Regions from separate parts of the Homo sapiens genome. Here region 2 is linked to region 1. Evidence: read pairs that join two places in POLR2A ChIA-PET (ENCODE). Cell type or tissue: OCI-LY7. All regions are shown on one strand. Links, peaks and the distances in the headings refer to the core of each region. The heading gives the core; the rest is flanking DNA.

Evidence for each region. ChIA-PET counts read pairs that join two places held together with the same protein. Peaks named below come from ENCODE experiments on the same cell type or tissue, not always from the same donor. Only the 100,000 strongest peaks of a DNase experiment are listed, where the experiment ranks them.
Region 2: POLR2A ChIA-PET joins it to region 1 with 7 read pairs; 2 of 35 experiments call an interaction of 5 or more read pairs at or near these places.

Annotation. Positions count from the first base shown.
Region 1 is chr12:57,239,677-57,245,484 of GRCh38, reverse strand. STAC3 (SH3 and cysteine rich domain 3) reads left to right here. Exons shown (of 12, transcript NM_145064.3): 7 at 274-340; 8 at 520-569; 9 at 863-948; 10 at 1,119-1,170; 11 at 1,260-1,397; 12 at 1,575-2,027. The coding sequence ends at 1,673. It also overlaps a transcript of COXFA4L2 not described here. Among named protein-coding and RNA genes, the nearest start is that of COXFA4L2, 5.5 kb to the right of the region's middle. RefSeq lists enhancers at 2,354-3,257, 5,399-5,488, 5,068-5,808. In OCI-LY7, for the core only: CTCF peaks have their summits at 1,618 (motif pointing right), 2,346 (motif pointing right) and 3,454; DNase peaks (open chromatin) are centred at 1,664, 2,614, 3,794, 4,304 and 2 weaker places; H3K4me3 peaks cover 3,345 bases; H3K27ac peaks cover 2,988 bases.
Region 2 is chr12:57,730,114-57,735,921 of GRCh38, reverse strand. It overlaps AGAP2 (ArfGAP with GTPase domain, ankyrin repeat and PH domain 2), which reads left to right. Exons shown (of 19, transcript NM_001122772.3): 2 at 495-553; 3 at 1,243-1,330; 4 at 1,518-1,603; 5 at 1,749-1,896; 6 at 2,943-3,077; 7 at 3,410-3,519; 8 at 3,955-4,113; 9 at 4,280-4,366; 10 at 4,452-4,556; 11 at 4,969-5,131; 12 at 5,308-5,427. Among named protein-coding and RNA genes, the nearest start is that of AGAP2, 5.7 kb to the left of the region's middle. RefSeq lists an enhancer at 1,093-2,292. In OCI-LY7, for the core only: no CTCF peak of the experiment used is centred there; no DNase peak of the experiment used is centred there.

The sequences.
Region 1 (5,808 bases), core at 616-4,615:
GCAGGAGAATGGCGTGAACCTGGAGGCGGAGCTGGCACTGAGCCAAGATTGCGCCACTGCACTCCAGCCTGGGTGACGGAGGGAGACCCGTCTCAAAAAAAAAAAAAAAGTTCCTGCATTAGGCAGATGGCTGAACTAGATATTTCCTCCAAGGCCTCTTCCAACTCTGAGATCTCTGAGATCCCATTATTCTATAGTTCTCTGACCTGATTATAGACAGCCAGGGCATGTGTTCCCAAGACAGCGTCTCCCTAACTCTGGTGCCCCCTCCAGCCTGTAGCAGCCATGATGGAGGAGGAGCCAGAGTCGGCCAGACCAGAGGAAGGCAAACCCCAGGATGGTGAGTGTTACCCACCTCCATCCAGAGATGGAGTAGGATCAGAGGCTCAGCTGTGGAACAGAGGGTGGAGGAGCAAAGGGCAGGCCAGCTTTGGATAGACGAGGCCCTTCCACAAAAGGGTAAGAGAATAAGAATTGCCCTCCAGGAGACAGACAATTTGTTGGTGTTTCCTATCCCAGGAAACCCTGAAGGGGATAAGAAGGCTGAGAAGAAGACACCTGATGACAAGGTAAGAATCCTTCCTCCCTGCAAGGAACCCAGTTCTCTCCCCAACCCAGCTCTGACACCACTACTCATGGCCCTGGCAGAAGCTCACTCTTTAACTCCTAGGCTTCCCATCACTTCTGACCCACACTCTCCATCAACTTGCACACCCACCCACGACCAAAACACTTCTCTCAGTTCAGGGACCTAGAAGAGAGTTGGAGTGTAGAGTGTGTGGTGAATGTCCCTGCCTTGGAATCCTGCCCCTCAGTGTGGGGTAGAGGAGCCCTAAGACTCATCATTCCCTTGCACCCCCAGCACAAGCAGCCTGGCTTCCAGCAGTCTCATTACTTTGTGGCTCTCTATCGGTTCAAAGCCCTGGAGAAGGACGATCTGGATTTCCCGTGAGAGGCCTTGGGGCAGGGGGCTGGTACTGCGGAGTGAAGAGGAAAGAGCTGGGTTCCCCCAAGGGAAAGGAAAAGGGGGGACTCAGGGCTTGGAGCCTATTGATGCTGGACCCGGGGCACAGCAGGGGACCTGCTATGTGAGTGAGGCCCCTCCCTTCCCCTCCCAGGCCAGGAGAGAAGATCACAGTCATTGATGACTCCAATGAAGAATGGTGGCGGGTGAGAGAAATGGCTAGGGCTAGGGTGGAGTGTGGGTTGAGTCCAGAACCCGACATTGAGAGATGGACTCTCCCTACTATCTTCCCTAGGGGAAAATCGGGGAGAAGGTCGGATTTTTCCCTCCAAACTTCATCATTCGGGTCCGGGCTGGAGAACGTGTGCACCGCGTGACGAGATCCTTCGTGGGGAACCGCGAGATAGGGCAGATCACTCTCAAGAAGGACCAGGTAGGCTGTTGCCCCAACCCAATCCCAGGCCTGAATGCTCCCTAGCCCACCACACTCCTTGGAGAGCTTAACCATTAATAAGACTAGGGTGAGCCCCTGTAAACCCCGGCTCCCCTGCTGTCCTCTCCTACCTTTTCCTTTGATTCCTCTCCTACTTCTGATCCTTTAATCTTCTAGATCGTGGTGCAGAAAGGAGACGAAGCGGGCGGCTACGTCAAGGTCTACACCGGCCGCAAGGTGGGGCTGTTTCCCACCGACTTTCTAGAGGAAATTTAGGCGTGCGGGCGCCTGCAAGCGGGAGACACCCACACCCCATTCTGGGCGGGCCCAGTGGAGTTTGGGGAGGGGGGCGAAAGCAACGGGACTGCTGGGAGAGGAGGGGTAGGAAGGCCCGCCTGAGCGCGACGGGGCTTCCGGGAAGGGACTGGTTCTCGCCCCCTTCCCCAGCCTGGGGCCTCGGATACCTGCTGCCCAGAGCAGCCCGGACCCGAAACCTTTCAGGCCCCGCTTGCAAGAGCTGGAAAAAAACGCGTATCTACTAGGAGGAGCCAGGGACTGGGGCGGGGGGCGGGGGCGAGGGAGGGCGAACTGTCGAATGTTGCGAATTTATTAAACTTTTGACAAAACTTAGAAAAGTTGTTATTTAACTGGGGTTGAGGAGAGGGCCTGCGGAGGGGTGGAGAATCCTCCCTAGCTGTCCCGCCTCGTTACCATCGGGTAACCTGAGACCCATCTGGGCTGAGGTTGGCGGGAGGTGGGAAGTGCGCCCGCCAGGTGAGGCCTCTGTAGTCAGTAAAGAAAGGGGAGCGCAGGGCTGGAGTCGCCGCCCCCGCGCCCCAGCGGTTGGGAGCAGGATCTTGTAGTAGGGTAAGTCCCCCCTTGCTCTTGGCGATTTAGCCGCAGGCAGCCCCTTGCATTTCGGAATCTGGCTTGGCGCCGAGCTAGGCCGCCAGGGGGCGATGCAAGATCTCGGTTGGAGAGCGAGGGATGGGGAGGGGGTGGAGGGTGGGTAAGGGGAGACAACCAGAGACACCAAGCCCGAGACCCTGGGCCTGGGAGGGGGTGGGGTGCGTGCCGTCTCCATGGCAACACTTCCTCAAGTCCTCCGAGAACCGAGCTAGCTAGGCCGGGGGCCTAACCCCACCCGCGCGGCCCCTGCCCTAACCCTTTCCGACAGGTACCGAGTGAGAACGGAGGGCAGACAGCTAACCGGCTCTCGCGGAGACACCCCTGCGGAGCACCGTATGCAAATGTTATTATTTGCATATGCAAATATGCAAATACGCCGGCCCTGGTCAGGGCGGCAGGTGGCGAGGAGCAGGAAGGTGTGGGGAAGGGAGCAGAAGGAGACGAGGAGTTTGGGGACCTGAGAGCGGACCCAGTGAGAGGCAGGCTGGGGTGGTCGCTGGAGTGGGGCAGGCGTGTGTGGGGGGGGTCTTGAGCTCGATGCCGGGTGGGGGAGGGTCGGCTTGGCCAGCCAGGAGCTCCTCTTCTCGTCTGCCCGTTGTCTGCCAGGACCGAGGTTGGCACCGCCTAGCAAGGTTGGCAGCGGGAGCCCGGGCACCATCTGCTGCTGGCGGGGGGAGGGCAGAGGCTCAGCTGGGCTGGGGAAGAGGAGGCCTGGGACGGGCGCGCCCCCCTTCCAGAAGGCTGAGGTGTGATGGGGGTAGGGAAGCACACAAGAAGACTCTGCAGAACCGGGTTCAGTTTTCTGTTCCCTTTGCCCTTGACGGTCCCGGATGCCTGAGGGGGTGGGGGCGGAGTCATTAAAGAAGACCCCCCCCTTTAATCGCGATTGAGCTGGAATAGGAACAGATCACAGGCAAACACACACACCAACCACACGCAAATCAAGCATTCTGTCCTTATCCTTCCTTGAAATCCACCTACCAGGAATGTATGAGGGGAGGGACCGCGAGGGCTCGGGTCGTCTCTATTCATCAAGGTCTGAGGGACTCAAAATCAGAGCCCCCCGAGATCCTCGAGAGACCCCCGCCAATGCTAAGGCAAAACCAATTTACTGGCTCATTGGGCGGCAATGCTGGTGTGCGGATGCCGAGAAGCAGGGAGAGCGGCTGTTCTCCCCCAACACTCGGGGGGCGCCCCCCTCCCTAGCCTCACTGAGCCGGCAGCTGTCCCTAATTAGAGCGGCGGTTTAATTGGATTTATCAGCAGTTAATAGGAAATTAAGCAAAGGGCCCGAGAGAAGGGGGGCGGGAAAAGCGGGGAAACAGGCTGTGCTGAACTAGAAGGAGGGGTGCTAGGGTACCAGGGGTGGGGACATGTGACCCAGTGTCCCGATCGAGCCCCACGGTCACACCCTCCCGTCATTACTCACCAAGACTCTTAAGCCCTGGCCCGCGGGCCGGAGAGCAGGTCCCCAGAGAGGGCGGCAGGCGTGACAGCGACCCTATGTGAGCTCCCAGCGCCCTCCATCCCCCTAAACGGCGCCTGGGTGATGGATGATACTGCCGCATGCTGCAAAGGTCATAAGTCTGGGCCAAGGAGCAGACTGAATTGAAAACAGATCCGAGGAAGGGCCGGTACTGGGGTACAAGACAACCGGCACCCCAACCTCCTCCACTGCCCACTCTACTCAGCGCGCGCGCGCGCGCACACACACACACACGTGCCCCTTGAAGTTGGAAGACTGGGCAGCACGGGGGGAAAAGGCAGAGTACAGAGTGACCCTTTCTATAAACCCCACCAGCAGCAGTGTTGGGGATCCTGAGAATCTCTCGGTGCAGCTCCAGTGTTCCCTTTAGGCTCTCCCTCCACGAAACTGCCCGATTTGGGTCAGTGGGGTCCGCCCGGTCTGCTGCTCAGGGGCAGCCCAACGTCGGCGCTACCCGCCCTAGGGGCCAGTCAAGGAAGCTTGCAGACAGCTAAGCCCTGGTGCACGGGCCTCCTAGTCCACAGCCCCAGGCGCCTCCTGTCACCAAGACCTCATCATACTGCTAGGCTAACAAGGCCTGCTCCGGAGACCCTGACGACCTCCCTGCCACATTCCACCCCGCAGGGCACAGATGGCAACTCCTGCATATGCTAAGGTGTGCTAGCCTCTGAGTGGGTGTGGGTGGGCTCTCCGTGCCCCTGGCAATTATGGACGTCTGTATCTCCGGCGTGTGGTTAGTGTGTGTCCGTTTGTTCCCTGGGTATGTGAGGTGTGTCTACCTGAGCCCCAGGTGTGTCCGACTCTGTGCCCGGGTGTGTGTCTGTGCCCCTGAGTGTGTCTATATCTGTCGGGTTTGTCCACTTCCCCGTCCCCAGCTCCCATCTGGGTGATTTTGCCCGGGTGTGCCTCCGCGTGGGGGCGTTTCCGTGCGTCTCCGCCTGCAGGTCTGTGTATGTGTGAAAATCAGGAAGAGCCAGCGGGGAGTGTGTGTTGCCATCGCGTCTCCGCCTGCAGGTATGTGTGTCTCAGTGACAGTGCGTAGGCGTGTGCCTGGGTGTGAGCCGCGCGGCGGCGTGTATCCGAATGACAGTGTGACGCACGTGCGCGCGCGAGTGTGTGTGTGCGCGCGCCGGGGTGAGTCTCCCGCCCCCACTCCTTCCTTTCCCCATTTCTATTCCTCTCTCCTCTCCCGGCCAGCTCGGCTTCGCCATCCGCATCATCTCCATCCATTATTGAAGAAACAGCCGCGTCCGCTCCAATCACATCAACACCCCCGCCCCCTTTCCGTTCCGCTCGCCCAGCGGCCCTCTGGGTGCTGAGGAGAGGGGAAGCCAAGGCGCGGTGGGGGCGCCGGGTGGGAATGGGCTTATGACCCTTGCCCCAAGCCCGGCCAGGAGCCGGGACGCCGGGGTCCCCGGCGGAGAGCGCTTTGCATAAACAGATGGCGCGGGCGGCTTTGTCTCACTCGTTCGCTCACCGCGCAGCTCCCGGCTCCGCTTCTGTCTGGCTGATGCAATCATGATCATCTCGGTGCCTCGGGACCAGGCGCCCTTAATAATGGCAGAGGGGGGTCAGGGGCCCCGGGGCTCCCGAGCAGATGCTGGGCCCTGTGTCTTCCTTTCCGGGCGCCCCTCCACGTCCCACAGCCGCAGCGGGAAGATCAACGCTGCGCGGAGTTGACGGGCATGTGGAGGTGACCAGGATGAGGACCCCGGGCAGTGCCCCGAGGCGTCTCCGGGCTGCCCTGTTGGGCTGCTTCAGTCCCCAGAGGCAGCAACCCAGAGAATAGGAATAGAGCTGGGGAGTGGGGTTGGGGAGAGACAGAGATAAAGACAGAGACAAAGAGAGGCATTAGTAAAGAGAGACACAGTGAGATGGAGAGATGTGGAGGGAGGGAGCGAGACACAAAGAGACACAGAAAAACCGATGCAGAGGGACAAAGCCAGGTAGGGAAGGCAGCAAGAGGGAGAGCAGACAGACACAGCCAGAATAGGGAAGAGAGAGATGGACATACCC
Region 2 (5,808 bases), core at 898-4,897, 490 kb before region 1:
TGACCTTGAAGAAGGGGAGGGAAACCCCTCACCTCAGTTTCTCTCCTGTGGAATGGAGGTTGGGGAAGACACACTCTCTTCTGTGTTTCAGCACCTCCTCCCAGGGTCTGCCCTGGGAACCAGTGGGTTAGGGAGGAGCTCCTCTTCTATTCTTTTTCCAGAGGGAAGAACCTGCCACTGTCAGAGCCCTGGTCTCCCTGTCTGGGGCCAGGACCCGCGTTTGGGGATGTGCTTTAAGGGAGATGCCAACTGAAGTATTTTTGTCTTGCTAGCTCCGTTGCTAAGCAACCACTGAGCGGCAGCAACAGCTGGGGGAGAGTGGCTGGGATGGGAGGCCTGGGGACCACCCTCAAACCTGTCTGTTGCACACACCTCTCCAGTGCAGGCAGGGTTGGGGGGGGGTTGGAAAGCTGCAGAGGGAGGAGGGGTGGCTCAGTGTTGGGGGTCCTTCTGAGCCAGGAGCCTCCCCTCTTACTGCCCTTCTCCCGTTACAGAGGCTGTGATCAATAGCCAGGAATGGACTTTGAGCCGCTCCATTCCTGAACTGCGCCTGGTAGGTAACCCAGTCCCCTTGCCTATAGGGAAGGCTGACCTCCCACCCACTGCACTCTCAGCTCTCTCCCTTCACCTCTCCTTCTCTCTCTCTCTCTCTTTGGGAATAGGGAATCGTTTTCCAGTTCTCCTGAGAGTCTGCCTTCATAGCACCAACATGGGGTTTGCTACAGCCTCCTCACAAGTTTTTCCTATCTAGTCTTTATGCAGCCATCCCCTTTTTCCTGTTTGTTCATGGTCCTCCTCCAGGCTTCTCATTTCTGGTATCTGCCCTTTGGCCTTCATGTTGTACTGCCTAGAATTGGGTAAAGTTTTCCAACTAGTGCCTAGAGCTGTGACATGCTACAAACACACACACACAGAGACACACACACACAACATATCTAGTATGTTTTCTAAACAACCCAACACACAAAAAAGCTGGTACTGAATTGCTGACATTCTTCAGCTCGTGCTCCACTTTGAGCTTGGGATCATTTCTTACCACACTCATGCCCTGATCCTCCCAACTGCTCTGATCCCCCCAGCTGCTCTGATCCTCCCAACTGCTCTCTCTGGAATGACTGTCATCCAGGCCCTGTAGGGTCCTGCTTGGATGACTTATCTCTCTGGGTTTTCTGGAGTGTCCAGACCCATGCATCCTGCCTTCTCTTATATCCCACAATTTCTGCTCCACAACCTTGCCCTCAGGGTGTGCTGGGCGATGCCAGGAGTGGGAAGTCATCGCTCATCCACCGATTCCTGACTGGCTCATACCAGGTGCTGGAGAAGACAGAGAGTGAGTTCTGAAGAGCCATAGTAAGCTAACCATTGGGGTCAGGGATCCAGGAGTGAGATCAATGATTAGGCAGGTGTGGAGACCAGGGGGGAAGGATGAGGCCATAATAGCAAAAGCACTGGGAGCATGGGGAGGTTTGGTGACCTGTCACCTCTGACCTGTTACCCCTTCCAACTCTTCTGGACAGGTGAGCAGTACAAGAAAGAAATGTTGGTGGATGGACAGACACATCTGGTGCTAATCCGAGAGGAAGCTGGGGCACCTGATGCCAAGGTGAGGGTGGAGGTGGTGGGGGACAGGCTGGCTGGGGTCAGCACTGGCCAAAGGAGAGGGCTCTGGTTTCCCAGGTCTTCATCTGGATTGGGTCCAGAGGAGTAGACCTGTCTGACTTTCCATTTGCTCCCTCACTCCCCGCAAGTTCTCAGGCTGGGCAGATGCTGTGATCTTCGTCTTCAGCCTGGAGGATGAGAACAGTTTCCAGGCTGTGAGCCGTCTCCATGGGCAGCTGAGTTCCCTTCGCGGGGAGGGACGAGGAGGCCTGGCCTTGGCACTGGTGGGGACACAAGGTAAGGAGGGGTTAGGAAAGCACTGCTTTCAAGGGAGGCCCTAAGGAGGCTACTGGGATATTGCCCAACATGGGTGAGAACTTGGTAAGGTGTGGAAATGGCCACTTGGATTATAGTACCCTTCTGGAGGGAGCCTGGTCTCCAAATAAGGGAGTCATGAAACCAAACAATAACTTCCCAAGGTCTGAGCAGAGAAAAGGGGATCTCCAGGGAGGAAAGGACAGCTATAGTAGCCATCTCCTTGCCTCTCCTGAAATGTCACCTACCTTGTGTTCTGACACTGCCATTTCCTAGTGCCACCATCCTAGGACACAGAAAATCTCAAGTCCTAGGGTGGATAGGAAACCTTTTCCATCTTCCTTTTTGCGACAGCTGGGTAAGGCTGACACCTTTTAAAGGAACTTATCCAAAAACAAAGTGAAAACACAAAGGAAATGATGATGAAAAGAAGAGAGCAGAAAACCTTTTAGTTCTCAGAGAAGTGACTCAGAGGCTCCCAGACTCTGCCAGGGCCAGGAAATGCTTTTCCAGCACTCCCCTGTGTCGAGCTGGTGGGACTTGGTCTGGATGCCTGTTCTGCTGGTGCCTATCTCCACCTGTTGCTTGCATCCTGGTTTCTTGCTGCAGAGTGGGCAGTCCAGCCATGACCCATGGGCACCCAACCTTTTCCTAGTTCACAAGCTGGTGTCCTCCCACCAGTTCAGGGTTCTATGGATTTGCAGGGCAGGGTGATTGTCGCTCGCGCCTGGGTCTCAGCTATGTAGACCTTGTCAGGAAGCACCACTCAGCAGCTCTGGAGTATTCCTTGAGGACACACACACACACACACACACACACACAGCTCACCCAGCTAGGTGTGTGAACTGGGCCCAGTACTCAGAAAGGGCTTATGTACTCCCATTCCACCTGGTCACAGAAAAGATGATCTCTCACACCCCATCCCCAGTGGACCCAGCCTGAGGGCCCAGTGCAAGGATAAGGGAATTGTGAAAAATCGAACAAGGTGGGGCTCCTTGTTCAATCCTGCCCCTTTCCTGTCCCCTCAGACAGGATCAGTGCTTCCTCCCCTCGGGTGGTGGGAGATGCTCGTGCCAGAGCTCTGTGCGCGGACATGAAACGCTGCAGCTACTATGAGACTTGTGCAACCTATGGGCTCAATGTGGATCGGGTCTTCCAGGAGGGTGAGTGTAGTGATCTCCAGCATATGTGGGAAGCCAGAGCAAGGGGCCTGGGATATTCTCAGTGGTCAGGCATCCAGGCCTCTCTCTGTGAGTGACAGGAAATTAGCCTTTGTGGGAGGGAGGAGAGATCAGGGAGGCCAGAGAAGGTTTGCTTAATAGTCGCAAGGTCTTTCTGGGCTGGAGGAGCTGGCAAGGCCACAGGTGGCATGGAGGCCACAGTGACAAGGAAGTTGGGTCCTGTGTTGTCTACTGGGGATTTCTCAAAGCTGGGCATGGAAGGGTGGTCTTGGGTATCTGGCCTGCTCACACCTCCTTCCGTCAACTCCCCTCAGTGGCCCAGAAGGTGGTGACCTTGCGCAAGCAGCAACAGCTTCTGGCTGCCTGCAAGTCCCTGCCCAGCTCCCCAAGCCACTCAGCTGCATCCACTCCGGTAGCTGGCCAGGTGAGTTGGGGTTTCAGAGTCTGCAGAGGGGCCGGTAAGATGCAGAGGGGCTGGGGATCCTAGGACAGGTACAGAGTACCCAAGGAGGTTCAGGGAGTGGGGAAACAGATGGAAATGGCAGTGAAACTATTGGCAGAAAGTGCATTGGACTGGAAATCAACCAGATTTGAGACATCATTTGCAGTGTCCTTAAGCAACTCACCTAACCTCCCAAGGCTATCAGGAAGATTGTATGACACAATACTTGTGAATCAACCTTTACAACATTTAAAGCATTGTCACAATGTTAGTGAGGATTTTAAAAATTATTAATGACAACATAAATAAATGGTGAGGTGATCAAGGAATGTCTCAAATTCCCCATAACGAGATATGAGTGTAGCTTGGTGGAGTAGGGGGCATCTCAGCTCTGCTGACTCTTCCATATGTGCCCAGGCTAGTAACGGGGGCCACACTAGCGACTACTCTTCTTCCCTCCCGTCCTCACCGAATGTTGGTCACCGGGAGCTCCGAGCCGAGGCAGCTGCAGTGGCTGGATTGAGCACCCCAGGGTCCCTGCACCGGGCAGCCAAGCGCAGGACCAGCCTTTTTGCGGTATTGGACATGGACATGCTGACCCCCATCCTCCTGTCCCCCATGACCTGCCCATCTTCCCTAGTCCCTAGACTCCTCTGTTGGGCCCTTCTTCATCTATCTTCCCTATCGTCACATCAGTGTATCCCTCTATCCATCCTCAAACTGATTCCAATAACCATTCCAGAATCGTCGGGGTAGTGACTCCGAGAAACGAAGCTTGGATAGTCGGGGAGAGACAACAGGGAGTGGGCGAGCCATCCCCATCAAACAGGTGAGTGATCCAGGGGCTGGGACAGGCTAGGGGCAGCTGGTCTTAGTTGGCTTTTTTCCCACATGTGTCTTTCCCCTTTCTCCAGAGCTTCCTACTAAAACGAAGTGGCAATTCCTTGAACAAAGAATGGAAGAAGAAATATGTAACCCTGTCCAGTAATGGCTTTCTACTCTACCACCCCAGTATTAACGTGAGTGGCAGAGACTGGGCCACATTGGCCAGCTTTGGATTTCCCTCAAGTTCTACCTGTCTATGCCTCTGACAAAGCACTAACCTCATTTCTAGGAAGTGCTAGTCCTCTTCTCTTAAGTTTAGCAGGCATGTGTTAAGAGCCCACCATGTGCCCATGCCAGGAATGTAAAGGTAAATACATTGCCCCAGGAACTTGCAGTCTAGTGGGAGAGCACCCAGGAAGGGAACGCTTTCTGGAGGAGACAATTGCTGGGCCAAGTCTGATGGGCCCATCCCCTAGATGTTCATCACAACCCATTTGGCCCCCAAGACCCCTCCCCAGTCCCTCTCTATTCTGTACCATGTTGACTGCTTCCCAGCATACCAAGGACCCCAACCTTCCCTACACTCTCGGCCCTGTACCCCTCCAGGATTACATCCACAGTACCCACGGCAAGGAGATGGACTTGCTGCGAACAACAGTCAAAGTCCCGGGCAAGCGGCCCCCGAGGGCCATCTCTGCCTTTGGCCCCTCAGCCAGCATTAACGGGCTCGTCAAGGACATGAGCACTGTCCAGATGGGTGAAGGCCTGGGTGAGTAAGGTTTATGACATAGGAGCAGAAGAGGGGCCAGGGCTGGGGAAAAAGAGGGGTAAGAGGGAAGAGGGGGCTGGCACTGGGCGAGTAGGAAGCTGGGTGATAAAGAGGGACCACATAAGGAATGGGGCCAGAAGAAAGAGGCTCACTGAGGTTTCATCTTCTTCCGACAGAAGCCACTACTCCCATGCCAAGCCCTAGCCCCAGCCCCAGTTCCCTGCAGCCACCACCAGATCAGACATCCAAACACCTGCTGAAGCCAGACCGGAATTTGGCCCGAGCCCTCAGCACGGGTCAGTGGGGATGACCTTCCATCTGCTGTCTTCCACACCCAAATAGGATGAGTGTGGGAAATGAATATGGGGTGAAGGCTTGGAGGCTGGAATAAATGCATGAGTGAACACATGGAGCCCCACACATGAATAAGTTCAATCATACCATGTCTATCATAATGGTTAAGACAAGTGGACTCTAACGTCAACTGCCTGAGCTTGAATCCTGGCTTGCCACATGGGCAAGTTACTTGACCTCTCCGTGCCTCAGTTTCCTCATCTGTAACATGGAGATAATAGTTTCTACCTCAGAGGGTTGCTTTGAGGTTTAAACAAACTGAGAATATTGTCTAGTACATAGTCAGCCATGTTTGACATGTTTGAAAAAAAATATATATATAT